Regions from separate parts of the Homo sapiens genome. Here all the other regions are linked to region 3. A link is a contact called in ENCODE Hi-C or POLR2A ChIA-PET data. All regions are on one chromosome and are shown on one strand. The core of a region is the stretch at or near the end of the contact, and the rest is flanking DNA. Distances in the headings are between cores, read along the strand shown.

Region 1 (4,071 bases), core at 930-3,429, 98 kb after region 3:
TGATGTTAGACAACCTAGTTATTCTTTAATCCATTCAAGTTACACTTTGGACACTCGGGACTCATTGACTTATCATTACTATTTATCTGGTCATTATCATAGCATTTGAATATTTTCCACAGAGTAGAGGTACAAAAGTAATCTGGCATGCTGACACAACACATATGGTATGTATTTGAGTATATGACAGACCACAGGGCATTGGCTACATAATGGTTTTGTTCTAGTGTTTGCCAAGCTGAAATCACCACACCATATGTAGTGACTTTAGAATTTTCTTTAAAATGAGTTATACTTTATCTCATCAAATTAATCTTGATCCATTGATATGAAAGTCATTCCCACTGATGTGATCAAAATACAATCTATGAATTTAGCACAAAACATGTTGAACAACTGAAACATGTTTAACAAAACATAATGTTTAGCAACTGATTTTTAAGATCAGTCCTGCTATAGTTTGAATATCTATCCTCTCCAAAGCTTGTGTTGTAATTTTTTTTTTTTTTTTTTTTTTTTTTTGAGACGGAGTTTCACTCTTATTGCCCAGGCTGGAGTGCAATCATGCAATCTCAGCTCACCACAACCTCTGCCTCCCGGGTTCAAGCGATTATCATGCCTCAGCCTCCCAAATAGCTGGGACTACAGGTGTGTGCCACCACGCCCAGCTAATTTTTTGTATTTTTAGTAGAGATGGGGTTTCACCAGGTTAGCCAGGATGGTCTCAATCTCCTGACCTCATGATCCACCCGACTTGGCCTCCCAAAGTGCTGGGATTACAGGTGTGAGCCACCACACCTGGCCTCGTGTTGTAATTTAATCCCCAATGTGACAGTATTGAGAGCTGAGGCCTTTAAGAGGTGCTTGGGTCAAGAGGGATTAATGGATTAATGGACTAATGGATCAACAAGTTTTCATGAGAGGGGACTGGTGGCTTTACAAGAAGAGGAAGAAGATGAGCTAGCATGCTCAGCCCCTGTACCACCTCAGGACTCTGCAGAGAGTCCCCATCAGCAAGAAGGCCCTCACCAGATTCAGCCTCTTGACTTTGGACTTGTCAGCCTCAGGCTTGACCTTCTTGCCAGCCTTATAAGAAATAAGTTCATGGCCGGGCGCGGTGGCTCACGCCTGTAATCCCAGCACTTTGGGAGGCCGAGGCGGGCGGATCACGAGGTCAGGAGATCGAGACCATCCCGGCTAAAACGGTGAAACCCCGTCTCTACTAAAAATACAAAAAATTAGCCGGGCGTAGTGGTGGGCGCCTGTAGTCCCAGCTACTTGGGAGGCTGAGGCAGGAGAATGGCGTGAACCCGGGAGGCGGAGCTTGCAGTGAGCCGAGATCCCGCCACTGCACTCCAGCCTGGGCGACAGAGCGAGACTCCGTCTCAAAAAAAAAAAAAGAAATAAGTTCATTTCTTATAATTGTAAAAAATAAATTCCTTTTTTTAAATCAACTACCCAGCTTCATGTATTCTGGTATAAGCAACAGAAAACAGACAAAGATAAACCCCAAATAAAAAACAAATAAACAAAAAAATCCAGAAGCTTTTATGTGATAAAGCTAATGATCCTAACCAACTCCAGTGAAGATCATTTTGGTTCTTTTCATAAAGTTCAATACCTATTTTATAGAAAAGAAAAGAGGTTAACTTAGACAAGATTCAAAGTGAGTAGATAGCATATTTTATAATAGACTCCTCATAGAATCATGGATCTCTTTGTGAAAATTTACAACTATGGAAAACATTAAAATAATGTGCAGATATTTATGTATATAACCAGCCTCACTGATTACCATCTAACTCGTGTTTAATCTCACTTAAAAAAAAAAAAGCATATCCTGCTGTGGCTGATCATCCACTCAAAACAACATGACTAAAATTCAAATAGAAACTCCCACATAAAATAAGAAGAAAAGAAACAAAAAGTAGGCAATGTTTAGATTGGAAGATAAAGATAATTTCAACTGTGGAACAAAGGAAACAAACAAAGATCTCTCCATGCCTTGAGGTAGATCCTATCTGATGTTTCTACCCCCTTAGGTATACTTTCTACTTTGCAATTCTCCTTGCTTGCTCTATTTTCAAACTATTTCTGTTAATATTATTGCTTTGCTTCCTCCTTACTTTGCAAACAATAGCTGCAACTCTTTCTGAGACACTCTGTTCACATTGCTTCTTTTTTTAGAGCTGCTTGTGCCTGAGAGGAAATGGAGCTACAAGTGTTTCCTTTCCACTCAAAACTTGCATTTTTTTTTGTAGTGGGGGAGATAGCTGAGGCTTATAATTTGCTCCAGACAGTTTGAGATAGCACTGAGTTTTCCAATATGCCTCTCTTGAAGTCCTTGTGTTATAAATTATTTATAAATTTTATCACAACTTCCAGGAAGCAAACTAAGTAAATTCTCCTGAAGCCAGATGGCTCAGCAGACTTTTCAGATGTTGCTGCTCTCTTGCAGCCTCCTGCTTCTGTTGCCCCACATCTCAAAAATGCATCCAACTAGAAAGTGCACAAAAAGCTCATCATTTCACAGGTTCCCAGCAAAAGTTCCTCCCCCATGAAGGAATATACAAGAAGGAAAAAAGTAATTTGACCCTGTCTTAAGCTTAAAACAGTGACAGCAGTCCTCCAACTTTCTCACCTAAGTGCCTCTAGGTAGGAATGCACAGCCCTGGGGACCTAGAGCATATCCCGACATTCTGTTTAATAATATACAATTGGCACTCCATATCCATGGGTTCTGCATCCATGAATTCAACCAACTGCCAATGGAAAATGTTCCAGGGGAAAAAAATGGTTGGCTGCTAGGCGCGGTGGCTCACGCCTGTAATTCCATCACTTTGGGAGGCCGAGGCAGGTGGATCACGAGGTCAGGAGTTCGAGACCAGCCTGGCCAATATGGTGAAACCCTGTCTCTACTAAAAATACAAAAATTAGCCAGGCATGGTGGTGGGTGCCTGTAATCCCAGCTACTCAGGAGGCTGAGGCAGAGAATTGCTTCAACTCAGGAGGCAGAGGCTGCAGTGAGCCGAGATCACGCCACTGCACTCCAGCCTGGGCAACAGAGCAAGACTGTCTCAAAAAAAAAAAAAAAACAATGGCTGCATCTGTACTGTGTACTGAACATGTAGGTACCTTTTTTTCTTCTTATTATTTCTAAACAATATAGCATAACAACTGTTTGCATAGCATTTGCATTGTATCAATACAAGAGGATCTGCATAGATTGCATGCAAATACAACACCACTTTATATTAGGGACTTGAGCATCATGGATTTTAGTATGCATAGGGGGTACTGGAACCAATCTCCATCATGGATATTGAGTAACAACTGTATATCTATGGTTTAAAATAAAAATGACATTGGGAGATTTGCAAAAATTTGATAGTAAAAAATGACTCTTCAGGAAAGTTGCTATGTTTATTGTATGAATCAGAATTCTTTTGGTTGTGACAGACCATATTTTGAACTTAAATACGATCTTAAATACCTTAGAAAGAAAAGGGCACCTCTTGTTTCATATAAGCAGGAAGGACAAGGGAAAGGATGATTGAAAAGCCTACGAGCAGCCGGGTGCGGTGGCTCATGCCTGTAATCCCAGCACTTTGGGAGGCCAAGGCGGGTGGATCACAAGGTCAGGAGATCAAGACCATCCTGGCTAACACAGTGAAACCCTGTCTCTACTAAACATACAAAAAATTAGTCAAGCGTGGTTGCGAGTGCCTATAGTCCCAGCTACTCGGGAGGCTGAGGCAGGAGGATGGTGTGAACCCAGGATGTGGAGCTTGCAGTGAGCTGAGATCGCGCCACTGCGCTCCAGCCTGGGCGAAAGAGCAAGACTCCGTCTCAAAAAAAATAAAAATAAAAATATTTGTAGGCCAGGTGCAGTGGCTCACGCCTACAATCCCAGCACTTTGGGAAGCTGAGGCGGGCAGATCACGAGGTCAGGAGTTCAAGACCAGCCTGGTCAACATGGTGAAACCCTGCCTGTACTAAAAATACAAAAAATTAGCCGGGCATGGTGATAGGCGCCTGTAGTCCCAGCTACTCAGGAGGCTGAGGCAGACG
Region 2 (4,228 bases), core at 1,146-3,645, 77 kb after region 3:
ATTTTCTTGTTCTATTTTGTAAGGTCTCAGTAGGATTTGTACAATTGCATTATGATTGAGCATTACAAATAGAGTCTGCTTTCTAGGAGTGGACAGCAAGGTTGAAAGAGAAGAATCTAGGAGGTTAAACTGCCAAAGAACAATACAGAAAAATTTGCAAGCAAATACCATCGTGGTTTGTGATAAGAAGTGCTAAGGCTATTCCTAGAAGTGAAATCACTGCAAACTGGGGAGAACCTTGTGAGTGAATGGGCGGGAGGTGGGAGGTTAGGGCCTCAGATCAGACCAGCATGGCAGTGTTACGCTGCCACTTACTAGCTATGTGGCTTTCTAAGTCTCAGCTTCACTTCTCTTAAATGGAGATAATAATACTTACTTACCTCCTAAGGCTATTATGAAGGTTAAATAAGATAGTGTATGTAAGTGCCTGGCACATAGTGAGCACTCAGTAAATGCTGTCATTATTCTAAACAAGGCCTTAAAGCATGAGTCAAATTTAAACAAGCAGAGGGGTGGGGACAAGAAAGTAGAGACCAGGCTTTGTGGCCATCTGGAGTGAAGATAATGCGGAGGATGTAAAGCAGTGATGCACTGGCACGGGTTCTGATCCTGGTTCTCTTATTTCCTTGTGATCTGGGGCAAGTATGCTCTGTGCTTCAGTTACCTCATCTATTAAATGAAGATGACAATATGTAGTCAATTACCACATGGGATTAAATGAGATATTATATCTTAAATGTTCAGCACAATATCTTAAAACGCACACATAAGAAACTGGTGAGCCATGGGGGACTCTGGGGAAAAAGGTTAGGGAACAAGAATGGAAAGGAGACTTATTTTATGTACATCTCACTTCATGCCCTTTAATTTCTTTTAAATGTTTTACTGGGTTTCTTCAATTTCTTTCAAATGTTTTACCAATTCAAAAAAAATTTTTAATCTCAAAAAACATATGCCAAAAAAAAAAACACAAATAGAAATCCAAGCTGGACGCGGTGGCTCATGCCTGTAATCCCAGCACTTTGGGAGGCTGAGGCGGGTGGATCGCTCAAGGTCAGGAGTTTGAGACCAGCCTGGCCAACATGGTGAAACCCTGTCTCTACTAAAAATACAAAAAAATTAGCCAGGCATGGTGGTGGGGGCGCTGTAATCCCAGCTACTTGAGAGGCTGAGGCAGAAGAATTGCTTGAAACAGGGAGGCAGAGGTTGCAGTGAGCCGAGATGGCGCCACTGCACTCCAGCCTGAGAGACTGAGGGAGACTCCATCTCAAAAAAAAAAAAAAAAAAAAAGAGAGACATCAGTACAGAGCCTAGTACATATATGGCTACAGTATACTAATCTATCCCACATGGAATAAGACCACATTCTTTCTCACCCTGCTAAAAGAGTACAGAATAATTTATAATTTCAGTAGAAAGCCAAAATCTGCCAAAGCAATATTTTGAAAAATAAGATTTGCAAAGCAAATGCTGAAATCATGTTTAGCTTCTTAAGGAAACGAAGTTTTCAAATACTTAAAGTAGTTTTAGCAGCACCTATTTAGATAAGAACAATTAATTGTCCTCATTACAATTTTTTTCCTTAAGGCATTTGAGCAATCCCAGGAGGATTTCTACTTGTTTTCTCAGCTATTTAAGTATTAAGGAGTATGCTTTAAAATAATAAATTTATATTTACCTTTAAAATTATTGTCTAGTTTACATTTTAATTCAGATCAGATCTCTTTGAGACTATTCTGACTTACTGAGAGTTCATTGTAGTTGTATGCCTCAAAACAATTAACAAGTGTTTCTTCTCCCTACGTTGGACCTGAGCTTAGTTTGCTTTCCCTTCCTTCTTTCTTTTCTTCTTGTATATTCCTCCCCATTTCTTTCCCACACAAAATTTCCTATAAAAACACATTTGTGGATAAGCTTGCTATGTTCTTATCGGCAGCTCTGTGGTCTCCAAGCAAAGATGTCAATTCTAAAATGTTTCCCCAGAGACCCATGGATCAGAAGGTTGTTAAATCAGCCCTGAGGATCCCAGGCGCTGCCTTCCAGCCCTGGATCAGAGCCCTGTCCCTACTGGGTATTCACACTTACCTGGTTCCCCAGCACATACAACCTTTTGGAGGTCTGGGAGGGAATCACTGCCAGGAAGCAGCTGCAAGGACTCAGTTACTACAAGGCACCATAGCATATTGGGGAATCTTCCTACGTTCAACTGATATTTTACTTTTAAAAAATCTGATCATTTTACATTCTGTGTTAAATGATCATCAGCGGGCCTTGCCTTTTTTCATATAAACTCAACCTATGACTCTTTCCTCCTACTACAGGAAACCTATTGTGTGGCAAATATGCCAACACTGCTTCAATCTCAGAGTAAAATTACAAGAAAAAAAGAGGAAACACCCTAAGCCTAAACCACATGCTTGAGGTTTCATTTTAAAATAGGCAGATCCTATTCTAATTTTTCTCCAAGTCACGTGCAATATTTTTCTAGAAGTACATTTTGCTTTTTACTTTTCAGGTTGGAGATTGTTTTTCCATCTGGCTTTTCTGCTTTCAACTCAGTTACAAAACTGTAGTCAACATTTTCACAGGTTGTCAATGGAAACCTGATTATGGCTCCTCATCCAAGAAGAAAAAATAAAATTGAGTTGAATAGAGGACAAGATAGTACAGAAAATGCATTCAGATTTATCAGACTTTCCCAACTTCCTGCTGTTTGCTTTACAAAACAGAGCAAATCTCACATTCCTCCCGTTTAGTCCCAAAACACTTCTAGGGAAATTCTGTCACATGACAGCCAAGGATACCCAAATTTAGAGCCCTGCATGCTGAATGGGGACACATGATCACTTTAAAAAGAATGAGACTGGGAGCTATTATTTCTTCCAGATGGATATGAAGTCATTTTCAAAGAAATAAAGGCATTGATTTATTTGGGATCTTATCAACAGCAGTTCAAAGTGTGCAGTATCAAGGAGAAGGAAGAGGCTTAGTCTTCTAGGAAATGATGATGGACTCGGTATGGGAATTGAGACGATTTTCTACATAGCCGTGAATTAATGAAACTTAAGCTTAGGTGGGGGGCCTCACTTGCACAGGCCCCCGCTAGTGCTGGGGGTTAGTTGCTGGTAGGAAAGGGATAGCAGGTTACAATCAGGAACTGTTTCTCTGTAAGCATTTCTGGTAAAGTACTTAATCTCAGAAGAAAAGGATGTAGATCTCTGTGGCTCCAGTCATTTGTTGTGATTTATTTCCTCTTTCCATATATTTATTTTCATACCATCTTTTATGTTCAGAACTGTATGTTCTTTTCCTTAAAGAGAGCGCCTAAAATTGTATAAGCTTCAGGCCTCACATAAAATCTGGCTCCACCATTATTTAAGAATGAATAATTTTAATTTCAATTTATTGCCTACTCTCAGGTCCTCATTTCCTTAATTGGTGGCTCCCATATTACATTAAAACATTTCCTTCATTCAGCCAAGCTATGGATTGAACATTTAGAGGTGTGTGTGTGTGTGTATGTGTGTGTGTGTGTTGGCAGGGAATCAGTGATATTAGGGCTTTGAAGGGAGGGCTTTCTCTTTCTACTAGAAAATAGACTGTTATATTTTTTCCTTACTAAAACATTGACATGTCCTAAACTGGCAGTATGTTTGTGGTTCTTCAAAGTTATGGACACAGACCGATACTTCAAAGAAACCACCACCTCTACCCACCCTGTCCCAGGAATTTGCCAGACCAAGAGATGCTGTTAGAAAGAGCTTGTCACTGAATCTCCTCTAAGGATATAGTTGAGCACGTTACTCAACATTTCACCCTGTCTTTTTCCCAGGGGCTCTCCAAAGAATTTTTCTAGTCTTCGTTCCAGGAATGATTGTACTTCTTTTGGGCCACTGGCCTTTTAATCTTATCAACTATGTGAATTGTATAACCAGCCACAGTTCTCACTTTGAATTGTTTGTTAGTAAGCCCAAAGTTAAATCTGCAGCCAGGTCATGCCTAGTAATTATGGTGTGTTTTTGTAGTCACATTCCTGACTCCATTTTATTCCTTTATTTCTAATTATTATTCTTGATATGTTGTTACATTTTATATATCCTTTCCTGAGAGAGTAGGGATATGATTTAATAAACCATTCATAAAGGCTTTCTGGTTATAGTTTTATCATGGGTATCTGGATTTGTAGCAAAAAATCTTTGCATACCACACCAAAAAAAAAAAAAAGATT
Region 3 (3,961 bases), core at 510-3,009:
GCAGAGTTTCACCATGTTGCCAAGGCTAGAAAACATTTTAAAGACCAAATTTATGATAATAACATATAAGGTTGTTTATTAATGCGTTAAATAAGATTTGATGGTAGGAGCACAAACTGCTACAATTGTTGAAGTAGTGAGACATGTAGTGATCTGCAATCACTAATGTAATAGCACTGTACCTATAATTTATAGAGGTGGCAAAGTCACAGGTACTGTTTATACTACTGTGGGTTGTTGCCTATATTCATAATTGAAAAAGATGTTAAATTTCAATTAGAAGTTAGTGAAAATAGGCCGGGCGCAGTGGCTCACGCCTGTAATCCTAGCACTTTGGGAGGCCAAGGCAGGCGGATCATGAGGTCTAGGAGTTCAAGACCAGCCTGGCCAATATGGTGACGCCCATCTCTACTAAAAATACAAAAATTCAACGGGCGTGGTGGCTCGCACCTGTAGTCCCAGCTACTAGAGAGGCTGAGGCAGGAGAATCTCTTGAACCCAGGAGGTGGAGGTTGCAGTAAGCCGAGATGGTGCCACTGCACTCCAGCCTGGGTGACAGAATGAGACTCCGTCTCAAAAAAAAAAAAAAAAGAAGTTAGTGAAAATAAAGATGTAATTATTTCTCTGATGAAACTCACACATCCTTATTTCTATCCATGGATAGAGCTCTTGCTCTAGTGGCAATTTCCAAAAAAAAACCTCCCAAAAGTATTTTGAGCAATGAGTAGAATAATTGTATAGCCTCCCAAGGTGATCTCCTTGGAACAGGAAGATTGTTTTATTTTAATTATTCAACAAATATTTGTTCAGTACCTGCCATGTCTCATGTGGGCTTCATCCCTGCTATGATGGAGTTCACAGTTTAGTGCAGAAGAATGTAGATGTTCTTTTTTTGTTGAAAATTAAATCTATCAACTTAGGCTTCTATTCTGAAGGCTTTGTTTTATAAGTTTGTTCTTGTTAGAATTGGCTCCTAGACTTCTATGGCCTAAGTTCGTTTTATTGTTTTTCTTGTCTGATTTAAATTATGAAAACTCCCATTCTAAAGTCTTTTTTTAAAAATGTCAGACATATTATTCTTATAATTATTACAGGGAGAAAGTGAGAGTTTTTAAAGAGTGTCGTTATTAGCAGCCCTTCCTAGTGCCCTAAAATCCAACCTCAGAGTATTCTTGGCCTTCAGTTACAGTCTTTGGCTATCGTGATGCTCACCGTCTATCTACTCAGTTTAGGAAATTCCAAAACAAAGACAATGAATTAATTTACTAAGCTTTCTGATGTATAAGATTGTTTTTCAAATAAAAATGAAAGAAAATGGCTTTCATTACTGTACTTGTAACACCATCTAGTTTTTAAAACTAGATCTACTTTTAAAGTACATATTAATTCCAATTTTTTATCTAAGGGAGACCCTCTATCACTTTTGTTGGGGGTGATCATATATGATTAGAGGATTAAGTATGTTAATTTTTAAATGTCAACCAGAGCCAAGCTGCTGGAAATTCTAGATCCTTCAAAGCATCTGGAATTGTTTACTGACCTCTCAGCCAGCAGACACCTGCTATAATTCTTAACCCTCCCCCTCCACCACCCCACCCCGAACCGCCAACCAAGACGGGGAACAAACCAAGCACCCAGCCACATCAACATTTCTCTCTGTGTGCCTTTCAGTGTTGTCTAGAGACACTCTAAAAGTACAGTTCTGAAACATGAAACCTGCTAAGCACTAAAGCAGATTTCTGGTTCAGAAAACACAAAAGTGGTTTTGAAAAAAAAAAAATGTTCTGAGAAGCTGATAGGACTTGTAAGCCTTTAACTGAAATTGTGGTGGCACAGGTTCAAGGCGCAGAATTACTCATCAACACAAGACACTGTTCCAAAGCAACCCTACTATGCACCCAACAGTTAGAACATACATTTTGTCTTATCAGCAATCTAAAATCAGATCCCAAGTCAACCAAAACTTAACATTTCCCCTCAAAACATTCTGGAGAGCTTATATTTTTAACTGAATATGTGTTCCTCCTCACTCTTTGAGCCAATCAATACTTTTTGATTTTCAGAAGAGTAGAATTCTCCCGTCACCAGGGCCATCTGGGTGTTTGTTGCAACATGCCTGATAGTGACTGCTAGATTGTCAGCTCCTAGATGCTTCGAAGGCTCAGTTTATCCCTCAGTGAAACTCCAGGAAGTAACTGGTTGGAAAGGTCTCCATAACTTGGACACAGATGGCTGTCTTATCCAACAGACTCTGATTTTATATTCCCTATGAGTCCAAGTGATCTTTGATAAGCTGCAATTCACTAATTAATTCTTCCAGTAAGCATTTCTTGAACACTTACTGTGTGCTCAGTGCAGGGAGCATACCATGCTGAATATGCCACAGCATCTGCCTTTATGTGCATCACAGCTTAATCGTGATTTCTGTCACTGCTTAGTACAGATACCAATTGCTAAGCCTGATGTTTGCCCCTTAACTGGTCACCAGAATTTTAACATAAGACAACTACAATTTCTGCGGGCCCAACAGAAGTTGAAGAAAGAAGAAGAAGAAAGGAGAAGGAAGCAGTTGTAGGAAAATGTTCCTAAATAAAGTGTGCAATACCAACCGCTGCCTTTGAGCTGCTTTTGAAAGCTTTGGTTTTCACATTATTAACTCTAAGAGGATTTATTCTTATTTCTCATCAGCCCAAATGAAAAAAAGAAAAAGAAAAAAAAGCGGCAGGAAATTTCCCTTTACTTGACTGAGTGTTCACAGCCCATTTATATTGCACAAGTATTTAGAAAAGTAATGAAGTAATTTGGGTCTTGATTTGGAGCCATTCAGAGGATCACCAGTTATTTTCAAGATGTTCTCAAGTTTTGTGGTGACGGTGAACTGGGTGGGAGAATATGTATTATGTATGTGTATATATCTTATAAAAATAAATGTTTGCCAACTGCACTTTCAGGAGGACCCTTGAGGCAATGCCAAATGAAACAAAAATATAGGGTACCAATCCTTACACTAGTAAGAACCATCATTTTAGAAAGTAAGACAACCTTGAATCCAGCTACAATTACAAAGAAAGGAATTTTTTAGCATCTGAGCTCATTCCCAAAATGAAATTCTACCACCATGATGTGTGGAAAGAACATTTTTTTCTCCAGAGTCAGAGAAACAAGTATTGAACCCTAGCTCTACCATGGACTCAGTCAATGGCCTTAGGCAAATTACTTAATCTGTATTTCAGTTTCCTTGCCTGTAAAATAGGCTTAAAACTACTAACCCCTTAGGATCATGTAAAGATTCTATGAGATAGAATATACAAAGCTCTTGGCACCAAGTAGGTGTATGAAAAATGATAGCACTCCTCCCACCCCACCCCTTCACCAAACTATGCAAGAGTTGGGTTTTGTGGGGGGGTTTCTTGCGGTTGTTTAAAGAGAATAACTCTTAAAGTCTGAAACTGTATTTAGGAGACAATAATTAACACTGCATTACCATTGTTTAATTCACAACCACATTTTCGCACTGAATTCCCACATCTCTAAATCATACTTCTGCATATACTCATTGCCATCTACCTCACGTTTGACAGTGCAGTGGTCTATGGCCAGAACCACCCTGAACGCACCTGACCTCAGAAGTTAAGCAGGGTTAGGCCTGGTTAGTAATTGGATGTGAGATAGTACAGTAGTACAAAGGACAAGATTGTTTGGAGCACTCATCAAAAATCCTGACAAGTTTCAGCTAATGAGTTGGTAACAATGATCATATCAGACAAGTTCATTGTCTATAAAGGAGAGGTCATGTTCTGCCTTTCTTCTGTGTATGATTTTAAAAAGCAAAGCCAAATTTTTACGAAGAAATTCGGCCGGGTGCAGTGGTTCACTCTTGTAATCCCAGCATTTTGGGAGGCTGAGGTGGGCTGCTAAGGTCAGGAGCTCGAGACCAGCCTGGCCAACATGGTGAAACCTG

Evidence for each region. A loop is a pair of places that touch in the nucleus more often than their neighbours do. ChIA-PET counts read pairs that join two places held with the same protein, here RNA polymerase II (POLR2A). Pooled maps may share reads with other maps.
Region 1: a pooled map shows a loop between it and region 3 (4-fold over the local background). The contact joins two enhancer-like sites. A Hi-C loop is called at or near these places in 4 of 168 maps with a recorded cell type or tissue (CD4-positive, alpha-beta T cell, CD4-positive, alpha-beta memory T cell, CD8-positive, alpha-beta T cell and 1 more), 16 of 37 single-sample maps with no recorded cell type and 15 of 50 pooled maps. POLR2A ChIA-PET finds 5 or more read pairs at or near these places in 11 of 52 experiments (CD4-positive, alpha-beta T cell, Caco-2, GM12878 and 7 more).
Region 2: a map of CD14-positive monocyte shows a loop between it and region 3 (2.2-fold over the local background). The contact joins two enhancer-like sites. A Hi-C loop is called at or near these places in 4 of 168 maps with a recorded cell type or tissue (CD14-positive monocyte, Caco-2 and naive thymus-derived CD4-positive, alpha-beta T cell), 27 of 37 single-sample maps with no recorded cell type and 13 of 50 pooled maps. POLR2A ChIA-PET finds 5 or more read pairs at or near these places in 8 of 52 experiments (AG04450, CD4-positive, alpha-beta T cell, Caco-2 and 4 more).

What each region holds. Positions count from the first base shown.
Region 1 is chr5:56,048,964-56,053,034 of GRCh38, reverse strand. No RefSeq gene overlaps it. Among named protein-coding and RNA genes, the nearest start is that of IL6ST-DT, 56 kb to the right of the region's middle. Within about 2 kb of position 2,179, at least 3 of the 41 ENCODE cell types and tissues checked have a DNase peak (open chromatin) inside an H3K27ac peak, as active enhancers do; they include CD4-positive, alpha-beta T cell and CD8-positive, alpha-beta T cell, where a contact is called at or near this core.
Region 2 is chr5:56,069,523-56,073,750 of GRCh38, reverse strand. No RefSeq gene overlaps it. Among named protein-coding and RNA genes, the nearest start is that of IL6ST-DT, 76 kb to the right of the region's middle. Within about 2 kb of position 2,395, at least 3 of the 41 ENCODE cell types and tissues checked have a DNase peak (open chromatin) inside an H3K27ac peak, as active enhancers do; they include CD14-positive monocyte and CD4-positive, alpha-beta T cell, where a contact is called at or near this core.
Region 3 is chr5:56,146,474-56,150,434 of GRCh38, reverse strand. The region is part of intron 6 of ANKRD55 (ankyrin repeat domain 55); the gene reads left to right. It also overlaps the pseudogene RNA5SP184. Among named protein-coding and RNA genes, the nearest start is that of ANKRD55, 85 kb to the left of the region's middle. RefSeq lists a cis regulatory region at 1,465-1,965. Within about 2 kb of position 1,759, at least 4 of the 41 ENCODE cell types and tissues checked have a DNase peak (open chromatin) inside an H3K27ac peak, as active enhancers do; they include CD14-positive monocyte, CD4-positive, alpha-beta T cell and CD8-positive, alpha-beta T cell, where a contact is called at or near this core.